2 separate regions of the Homo sapiens genome follow, and region 1 is linked to region 2. Evidence: read pairs that join two places in POLR2A ChIA-PET (ENCODE). Cell type or tissue: Panc1. All regions are shown on one strand. Each heading gives the region's core, and the rest is flanking DNA. Links, peaks and the distances in the headings are about the cores only.

Region 1 (4,394 bases), core at 180-4,179, 110 kb after region 2:
AACCTACTGCACTGCAAGTCATGTGAAAATATAACACAGGCCGGGCATGGTGGCTTATGCCTGTAATCTCAGCACTTTGGGAGGTCAAGGTGGGCGGATCACCTGAGGTCAGGAGTTCAAGACCAGCCTGGCTAACATGGTGAAACCCCATCTCTAGAAAAAATACAAAAAAATTAGCTGGGCATGGTGGCACACACCTGTAATCCCAGCTACCTAAGAGGCTGACGCAGGAGAATTGCTTGAAACCGGGAGGCAGAGGTTGCAGTGAGCTGAGACAGCGCCATTGTACTACAGCCTAGGCAACAGAGTAACTCTATCTCCAAAAAAAAAAAAAAAAGAAAGAAAGCATAATACATACATAATACTTGATAATAAATGGCTGTTATTGGTTTATGTATTTACTATACACTACTTTTTATTATGTTAAGAGTGTACTCCTTCTACTAAAAAAAAGTGTACTGTCAAACAGCCTCAGGCAGGTCCTATCGGAAGTATGGAAGTATTCCAGAACAGGGCATTTTTATCATAGGAGATGGAGATGACAGTTTCATGTATGTGTCGCTCTTGAGGACCTTCCAGTGGGACTAGATGTGGAGCTGGAAGACAGTGATACTGATGCTCCTGATCCTGTGTAGGCCTAGGCTACTGTGTGTATTTGCATCCTAGTTTTCAACAGAAAAGTTTAAAAAGTAAAAAAAAAAAAAATTATTTAATAGAAAAAAGTATATAGAATAAAGATATAGCTGGGCACAGTAGCTCACGCCTATAATTCCAGTGATTCGGGAGGCTAAAGCAGGAGGACCACTTGAGGCCAGGAGTTCAAGACTAATCTGTGAAACACAAGACCCCATTTCTAAAAAAATTAAAAAAAAAAAATTAAAAGAAAACCAAACAAAATTAGCTGGGAGTGGTAGTGCAGGTCTGTAGTCCCAGCTACCCAGCTGCTGGAGAGGCTGAGGTGGGAGGATCGCATGAGTCCAGGAGTTCAAGGCTGTAGTGAGCGATGACTGTGCCATTGCACTCCAGCCTGGGCAACAGAGCAAGACCCTGCCCCAGCTCAGAAGAGAAAAGGACATAAAGAAAATATTTTTGTAGTTGTACAACATGTTTATGTTTTAGGCTGTTATTATAAAAGAGTTTAAAAAAATTTAAAAGTTTATAAAGAAAACAAGGCACAGTAAACCAAGGTGAATTTATTAAAGAAAAATTAAAAAAATAAATTTAGTGAAGCCTAAATGTAAGATATTTATGAAGTCTACAGTAGTGTAATGTCCTAGGCCTTCACATTCACTCACCACTCACTCACTGACTCACCCAGAGCAATTTCCAGTCCTGCAAGATCCATTCATGGCATACACGGTATATGTATGTGTGTGTGTGTGTGTATACATATGTGTGTGTGTTTATGTATCTATATATATAGATGCACCATTTAAAAAATACTGCATTTTTACTGCACCTTTTCTTTTTAGATACACAAATACTTACCATTGTGTTCCAACTGCCTATAGTAATTCAGTGCAGAAACATGCTGTACAGGTTTGTAGCCCAGGAGCAATAGGTTATACCATATAGCTTAGGTGTGTAGTAGGCCATACCATCCAGATTTGTGTAAGTATACTCTATGATGTTTGCACAATGATGAAATCACCTAATAACACATTTCTCAGAATGTATACCCGTTGTTAAGTGACTCATGACTGTACTTTAAAATGGCCAACTTTATGTTATCTGTATTTTACCACAATAAACAAAACAAAAAAGGTTTCAGGGTCATCTGGGACCTTTTTTTATTTCTCTTTCAATGTTCAGCATACCAATTCAAATATCAAAAACTCTAAGAAGTCCTGTAAGTAATCTGTATAACTTTATATAAGTCAATATTTTTTCAACTTATCACATTTCTATAAGTCAAAGACACACAATTTCACAGTTTCTGAAATAGAAATAAATCTTTACAATTTATGTGTACAACTGTTGTGATGGTATTCTTTGTGTGCCTAGAAGTGATTATTAAGCTGTAGTGCATCTTATCCACTGTCTCCTCAAATCAAGGAATTATGGAATTTTATTGCAGAAACTTTTGTTTGAGGCTCATAGTCTACTAATACCTCAGAGGACCCAGGTGTTGTCTGCTGCTTACAATGGTAGTCCCCAAAGTGGAGTGTGTGGGAAAAAAAAAAAAATCACAACTTTACCATTCTTTCATAATTTTTATATATAGGTAGCTATCTATCTATATAAAACAGTATACATAATATATAGTGACAAAACAAATGTACACAGCATATAAGGACAAACAAATCTAACTATACATATAAAACAATGTATATAATATATAAGGACAGTAGTTAAAAAAAAAAAAAAAAAGAGAACCTACTCTTTTAGGGCTCTGCTCTTGTATAGCTAGCGAGACCTAGAGCTGAAACTCTGCCCTAGCTCCAGGTTACCTTTTCTCTCTCCAGATATGAAATGTGAAGCGTGGCCAGGGGCACTGAGTCAGGGATGCTGAGCTTGCAAACCTGCCTTTCAGAAATTCTTCATCTTTACCTCTTAAAGCAGTTAAACCATCATTTCCTTGAAAAACTTAGAATATAATATGCTCCTTAAATTGTGTCAGGGTACTAATCCTAGAAGTTATCAAGTCTCTCATTTTAGAGTCTTCATAAAGTATTAAAAATGCAACTTAAGGCCGGGGACGGCGGCTCACGCCTGTAATCCCAGCACTTTGGGAAGCTGAGGTGGGCGGATCACGAGGTCAGGAGTTTGAGACCAGCTTGACCAACATGGTGAAACTCTGTCTCTACTAAAAATACAAAAATTAGCCTGGCGTGGTGGCGCGCACTTGTAATCCCAGCTACTCAGGAGGCTGAGGCAGGAGAATCGCTTGAACACGGGAGGCGGAGGTTGCAGTGAGCCGAGATCACACCACTGCACTCCAGCCTAGGTGACAGAGTGAGACTCCGTCTCAAAAAAAAAAAAAAAAAAAAAGAAACGCAACTTAAAAGAACAGAAAACTTCACCAACAAAACTATTCTTTGAACAGGCAACAATCATAGAGCAACGCTCTTTTGAGTTCTCCTCAGATGTGACAGACAAAATACTAACAAGACCATACATTTTCCTAACTCAAGAACCAGACTATTTATGTGAGCCCAAACCTAGAAATATCAATAACTTGGGCAACTGTAGAAACAAAGAATCCCAAATCCCAGGAGCCAACTGGGTATGGTGCATTTCCTCTGATACTGAAGGCACATCCTTGATCCTATTTCACAATGACAATGTCCAGTCTAAAAATGTGGCAAAAGGGAGAAGCAAATCTAAAAGATCAGAATTTTCCAGGTAAGTGTAAAAACTGTTAGATGTTAATTCTGATTGCTGGTGGGACACATTAATGAATATTGTTTTAAATAAAGTTAAACCAATTGTTTTGTTTTCTCTAATACAAAATGTTGGTTTGTATACTATAAAATTATTTCTTCTCTCATGCCACATGAAATACTCCAAAAATACTCTGCTTTGAAGATTGAATCTTACACAAGTTCTGGTAAAAAAAAAAAACCGTAACCTTTCTGCATGTCCAAGCATTCAAGCACCCACCCCCGCAACCCTGCCCTGGGGCCTTTAAAAAAAACAACAACAACAAAAAAAACCTTGTCACCTAAAGTGACTGTGGTAGAGGCATTTGAGAATTTCAGACAGTATCAAAGAGATATCTGATCTAAACAAACAAATGAAAACACTGCCACTTCCAATCTTGAGCCAGCATCATGGTTGCTTAAAGGTATGTTAAATAACCTATCCTTTGTACTTTGGATGTAAGTAGCCATAGTTTAAAAAGTGGTATGGTTTAAAAAAAAAAAAAACCACTCTCATTTCAATCCAAGGATTATGAAGACTAAATCGGAAAATCAGACAAATCAGAAACAAATCTAACTTTTTTTTTGAGACAGAGTTTTGCTCTTGTCGCCCAGGCCAGAGTGCAGTGCACTGCAACCTCTGCCTCCAGGCTTCAGCGACTCTCCTGCCTCAGCTTCTTGAGTAGATGGGATTACAGGTGCCCACCACCATGCCTGGCTAATTTTTGTATTTTTAGTAGAGATGGGGTTTGACCATGTTGGCCAGGCTGGTCTCGAACTCCTGATCTCAGGTGATGTGCCCGCCTCGGCCACCCATAGTGCTGGGTTTACGGGTGTGAGCCACTGCATCTGGCCCAAATCTAACTTTTAATAAGGTCATGGTATAAAACAAATATATTTGTACTCTCACCTATTCCATACTCACCTTGTTATACTAGGTTCTCAGTCCTTTGGAAATACAAAATGTTTTCAAAGTTCCTTGACACCTATTTTGCATTTAAGGGTACCTTTTATCCCAGCTGTTGGAGATTT
Region 2 (4,394 bases), core at 314-4,313:
AGTGCAGTGGCGCGATCTTGGCTCACGCAACCTCTGACTCCCGGGTTCAAGCGATTCTCCTATCTCAGCCTCCTGAGTAGCTGGGATTACAGGTGCACGCCACCAGCTTGGTTAATTTTTGTATTATTTATTTATTTTTTGAGACGAAGTCTTACTCTGTTGCCCAGGCTGGAGTGCAGTGGTGCAATCTCTGCTCACTGCAACCTTCACCTCCCTGGTTAAAGCGATTCTCTTGCTTCAGCCTCCCAAGTAGCTGGGACTATAGGCGCCTGCCACCACACCCAGTTAAGTTTTGTATTTTTAGTAGAGACAGGGTTTCACCACCCTTGGCCAGGTTGGTCTCGAACTCCTGACCTTGTGATCCGCCCACCTTGGCCTCCCAAAGTGCTGGGATTATAGGCGTGAGCCACCGCACCTGGCCATTTTTTGTATGTTTAGTAGAGACAGGGTTTCACCATGTTGACCAGGCTGGTCTCGAACTCCTGACCTCAGGTGATCCACCCGCCTCGGCCTCCCAAAGTGTTGGGATTACAGGCGTGAGCCCGTGTGCCTGGCTGGAAAAAAGTTTTAATCAGAAGAACAAAGAATAAAAAAATCAGATGCCCTGCCTATAAATAAGGACATTTGAACCTAGATCTTTGGACGCTCTCCATGTACCCACTCTCCCTTCTCACTGATGTTTGGGAAAGTGACTTCAGAAGTCAAGTGGTCCATTACCCTAGCAGGTAAGGCTCTGCCAGTTGCTTGCATTGCTAAACAGGAAGCTTACTCTCTCCCAAGGACCCATAGGAAACTACATTGTATTCTGATTTTTCCTTGTGCTTAAAAATGCTACAACAGGCATGGCACAGAGGCTCATGCCTGTAATCCCAGCACTTTGGGAGGCCGAGGCGGGCATATCATGAGGTCAGGAGATCAAGACCATCCTGGCTGACATGATGAAACCCCGTCTCTACTAAAATACAAAAAATTAGCTGGGCATGGTGGTGCGCACCTGTAGTCCCAGCTAGTTGGGAGGCTGAGACAGGAGAATCGCTTAAACCTGGGAGGCAGAGATTGCAGTGAGCTGAAACCACGCCACTGCATTCCAGCCTGGCGACAGAGCAAGACTCCATCTCAAAAAAAAAAAAAAGCTACAACAGCCTGCCCCTACCAAGACAATGTCCTTCCTAGCCTGTCATGGATCCCAGTTAATACCAGGTCACCTGAGGTCCCAAATCATTCAGTCCTTTAAAAAATACTTGCCTGGGCATAGTGGTTTCCACCTGTAATCTCAGCACTTTGGGAGGCCGAGGCAGGCGGATCACTTGAGGTCAAGTGTTCGAGAACAGCATGGCCAATATGGTAAAACCTCATCTCTACTAAAAATACAGATTGGGCACGGTGGCTCATGCCTGTAATCCCAGCACTTTGGGAGGCCGAGGAGGGCAGATCACTTGAGGTCAGAAGTTTGAGACCAGCCTAGCCAACATGGTGAAACCCTTCTCTACTAAAAATACAAAAAGTACCCAGGTGTGGTGGCACATGCCTGTAATCCCAGCTACTTGGGAGGCTGAGGCAGGAGAATTGCTTGAACCCGGGAGGCAGAGGTTGCACTGAGTGGAGATCACGCCACTGCACTCCAGCCTGGGCGACAGATCGAGACTCCGTCTCAAAAAAACAGAAACAAAAACAAAAATTAGCTGGTTGTGGTGATGTGCACCTGTAGTCCCATTTACTCGGGAGGCTGAGGCAGGAGAATCATTTGAACCTGGGAGGCGGAGGTTGCAGTGAGCCGAGATCGCACCACTGCACTCCAGCCTGGTCGACAGAGTGAGACTCCATCTCAAAGAAACAAACAAATGAACAAACAAAAATCCCTGACCTTTATCTAGAAAGAAAGGAAGGAAGGGAAAGAGAGAGATTGAGAAAGGGAGAGAGAGAGAGAAAAAAAGCAAACAAGAAAGAGGCCGGGTGCCGTGGCTCATGCATTTAATCCCAGCACTTTAGGAGGCTGAGGTGAGAGGATTGCTTGAGTCCAGAAGTACGAGACCAGCCTGGGCAATATAGTAAGAACTTGTCTCTAAATAAACTAGGAAAGAAAGAGAGAAAGCGAGAAAAAGAAGAAAGAAGGAAGGAAGGAAGAAAAGAAGAGAGAGAGAGAAAGAAAGAGAAAGAAAAAGAAAGAAAGAAAGAGAAAGAAAGAAAGAAAGAAAGAAAGAAAGAAAGAAAGAAAGAAAGAAAGAAAGAAAGAAAGAAAGATGTAACCTAATTTGCTCACAGAATAAAGGTTGCTGCTAATTCCCTGCTCCCCTTTACCCTGGCCCTCCCCACTGGGACTTGGTTCAGGTTTCTCCAACCTGGCTGGTTCATCTTTCTGCTTCTGAGCTACTGTCATGGGACAGGGCTTTGTGAGCCTTACCTCCACTCTCAAGATACATTTTTTTTCCATTGCTTATGTTCTTTCCGGCTTCCCCTGTGTCCACTTGTCTAAGGCCTTGCCTTGGCCACATCAGGGAATTTGGGAGCCAGGCCTAACAAGCCTGTATCCTAGCTACCTTGGAAAAGGGGAAAGGACCTTGGTGAACAATGAGCTAGAAATAGAAAGGAAGAAGTGTCTGGTGTGGGAGGAGGCAGATGTGAGTAAAGGTCATAGCTGCTTTTGCACCTCAGCTGGAGAACGTTCGCTACAGCTGGGCCTTATTAGAGAGCCTTCAGGTTGAGATGAGAGAGAGAGAGATTCATTAAAGAAAGGAAATAAATCTGTTTTATGCCTGCTGCCAGCCAGGTATGATGGTATGATGCATTGTGGTTTTTGTTTCGGATCATCTAATCTTCATACAACAGTTCTTTTTTGTCTTTTTTTTATTATTTTTTTTTGAGACAGGGTCTCAGCTGGAGTGCAGTGGTGCAATCATGGCTCATTGCAGCTTCGATAGCCTGGGCTCAAGCGATCCTCCCACCTCAGCCTCCTGAGTAGCTGGGACTACAGGCACCTGCCACTACGCCTGGCTAACTTTTTTTTTTTTTTTTTTTTGAGACGGAGTTTCGCTTTGTCACTCAGGCTGGAGGGCAGTGGAGCGATCTTGGCTCACTGAAACCTCTGCCTCCCGGGTTCAAGCAACTCTCCTGCCTCAGCCTCCGGAGTAGCTGGGATTATAGGTGCCTGCCACCACATCCAGCTAATTTTTGTATTTTTAGTAGAGATGGGGGTTTCACCATGTTGTCCAGGCTGGTCTCGAACTGCTGACTTCAGGTGATCCACCCGCCTCAGCCTCCCAAAGTGCTGAGATTACAGGTGTGAGCCAACATGCCCGGCAATGCCTAATTTTTAAATTTTCTTGTGGAGACAGAGTCTCGCTATGTTGCCCAGGCTGGTCTCAAACTCCTGGGCTTAAGTGATCCTCCTGTCTTGCCTCCCAAAGTGTTAGGATTATAGGCGTGAGTCACCATGCCCAGCCTCATAATACTCTTGAGGGCAGTAATTATTAACCCACATAGCAGATTGAAAAATTGAGGCCCAGAGAGAGCCCCAAAAAGGATAAATGATGAAGCTAGGATGTATTTTCAAGGTTACCCCAAAAACCCATTATTTTCCAGGATTCTTGCATCTCTCTAAGGGCTAGTGCTCAAGCCATGTTGCCTGGACACTCTTATTAGCCCTGCCTGGTCAGGCATTAGCTCTGTTCTCCTGCAGGTAAATCAGACTTGGCTGCTAAGTGGGTATGGCTGCTTCACAGACCACTCATTAAACCATTAATTTATCAGCCACCCTAATATGAACTAATAGAATGTTTAAATTTTAGAGTTGGACTGCCTGGGATTTACTGGGTTTTTTTTTTTTTTTGGTTGTTGTTGTTGTTTTTCCGAGACTGAGTCTTGCTCTGTCACCCAGGCTGGAGTGCAGTGGCACGATCTCGGCTCATTGCAACCTCCATCTCGTGGGCCCAGGCAATTCTCCTGCCTCAGCCTCCTGAGTAGCTGGGATTACAGGTGCATGCCACCACGCCCAGCTAATTTTTGTATTTTTAGTAGAGATGGGGTTTCCCCATGTTGGCCAGGCTGATCTCAAATTCCTGACTTCAGGTGATCTGCTCGCCTCAGCCTCCCAAAGTGCTAGGATTACAGGCATGAGCCACTGTGCCCAGCCTGGATTTACTAGTTGTGCGATATTGAGCCTTTTAAGCACAAAAAATCAGTATCATTAAAATGGCATACTACTTAAAGCAATCTACAGATTCAAGGCAATTCCTATCAAATTACCAACGTCATTTTTCACAGAATTAGAAAAAACAATTCTAAAATTCATATGGAACCAAAAAAGAGCCTGAATAGCCAAAGCAATCCTAAGCAAAAAGAACAAAGTCAGAGACATTGCATTATCTGACTTCGAGCTATACTACGAAGCTATAGTA

Evidence for each region. Peaks named below come from ENCODE experiments on the same cell type or tissue, not always from the same donor. Only the 100,000 strongest peaks of a DNase experiment are listed, where the experiment ranks them.
Region 1: POLR2A ChIA-PET joins it to region 2 with 8 read pairs; 4 of 35 experiments call an interaction of 5 or more read pairs at or near these places.

Annotation. Positions count from the first base shown.
Region 1 is chr5:160,037,257-160,041,650 of GRCh38, reverse strand. All of the region lies in intron 4 of TTC1 (tetratricopeptide repeat domain 1), which reads right to left. Among named protein-coding and RNA genes, the nearest start is that of TTC1, 30 kb to the right of the region's middle. In Panc1, for the core only: no CTCF peak of the experiment used is centred there; a DNase peak (open chromatin) is centred at 1,680.
Region 2 is chr5:160,145,237-160,149,630 of GRCh38, reverse strand. No RefSeq gene overlaps it. Among named protein-coding and RNA genes, the nearest start is that of PWWP2A, 28 kb to the right of the region's middle. In Panc1, for the core only: no CTCF peak of the experiment used is centred there; no DNase peak of the experiment used is centred there.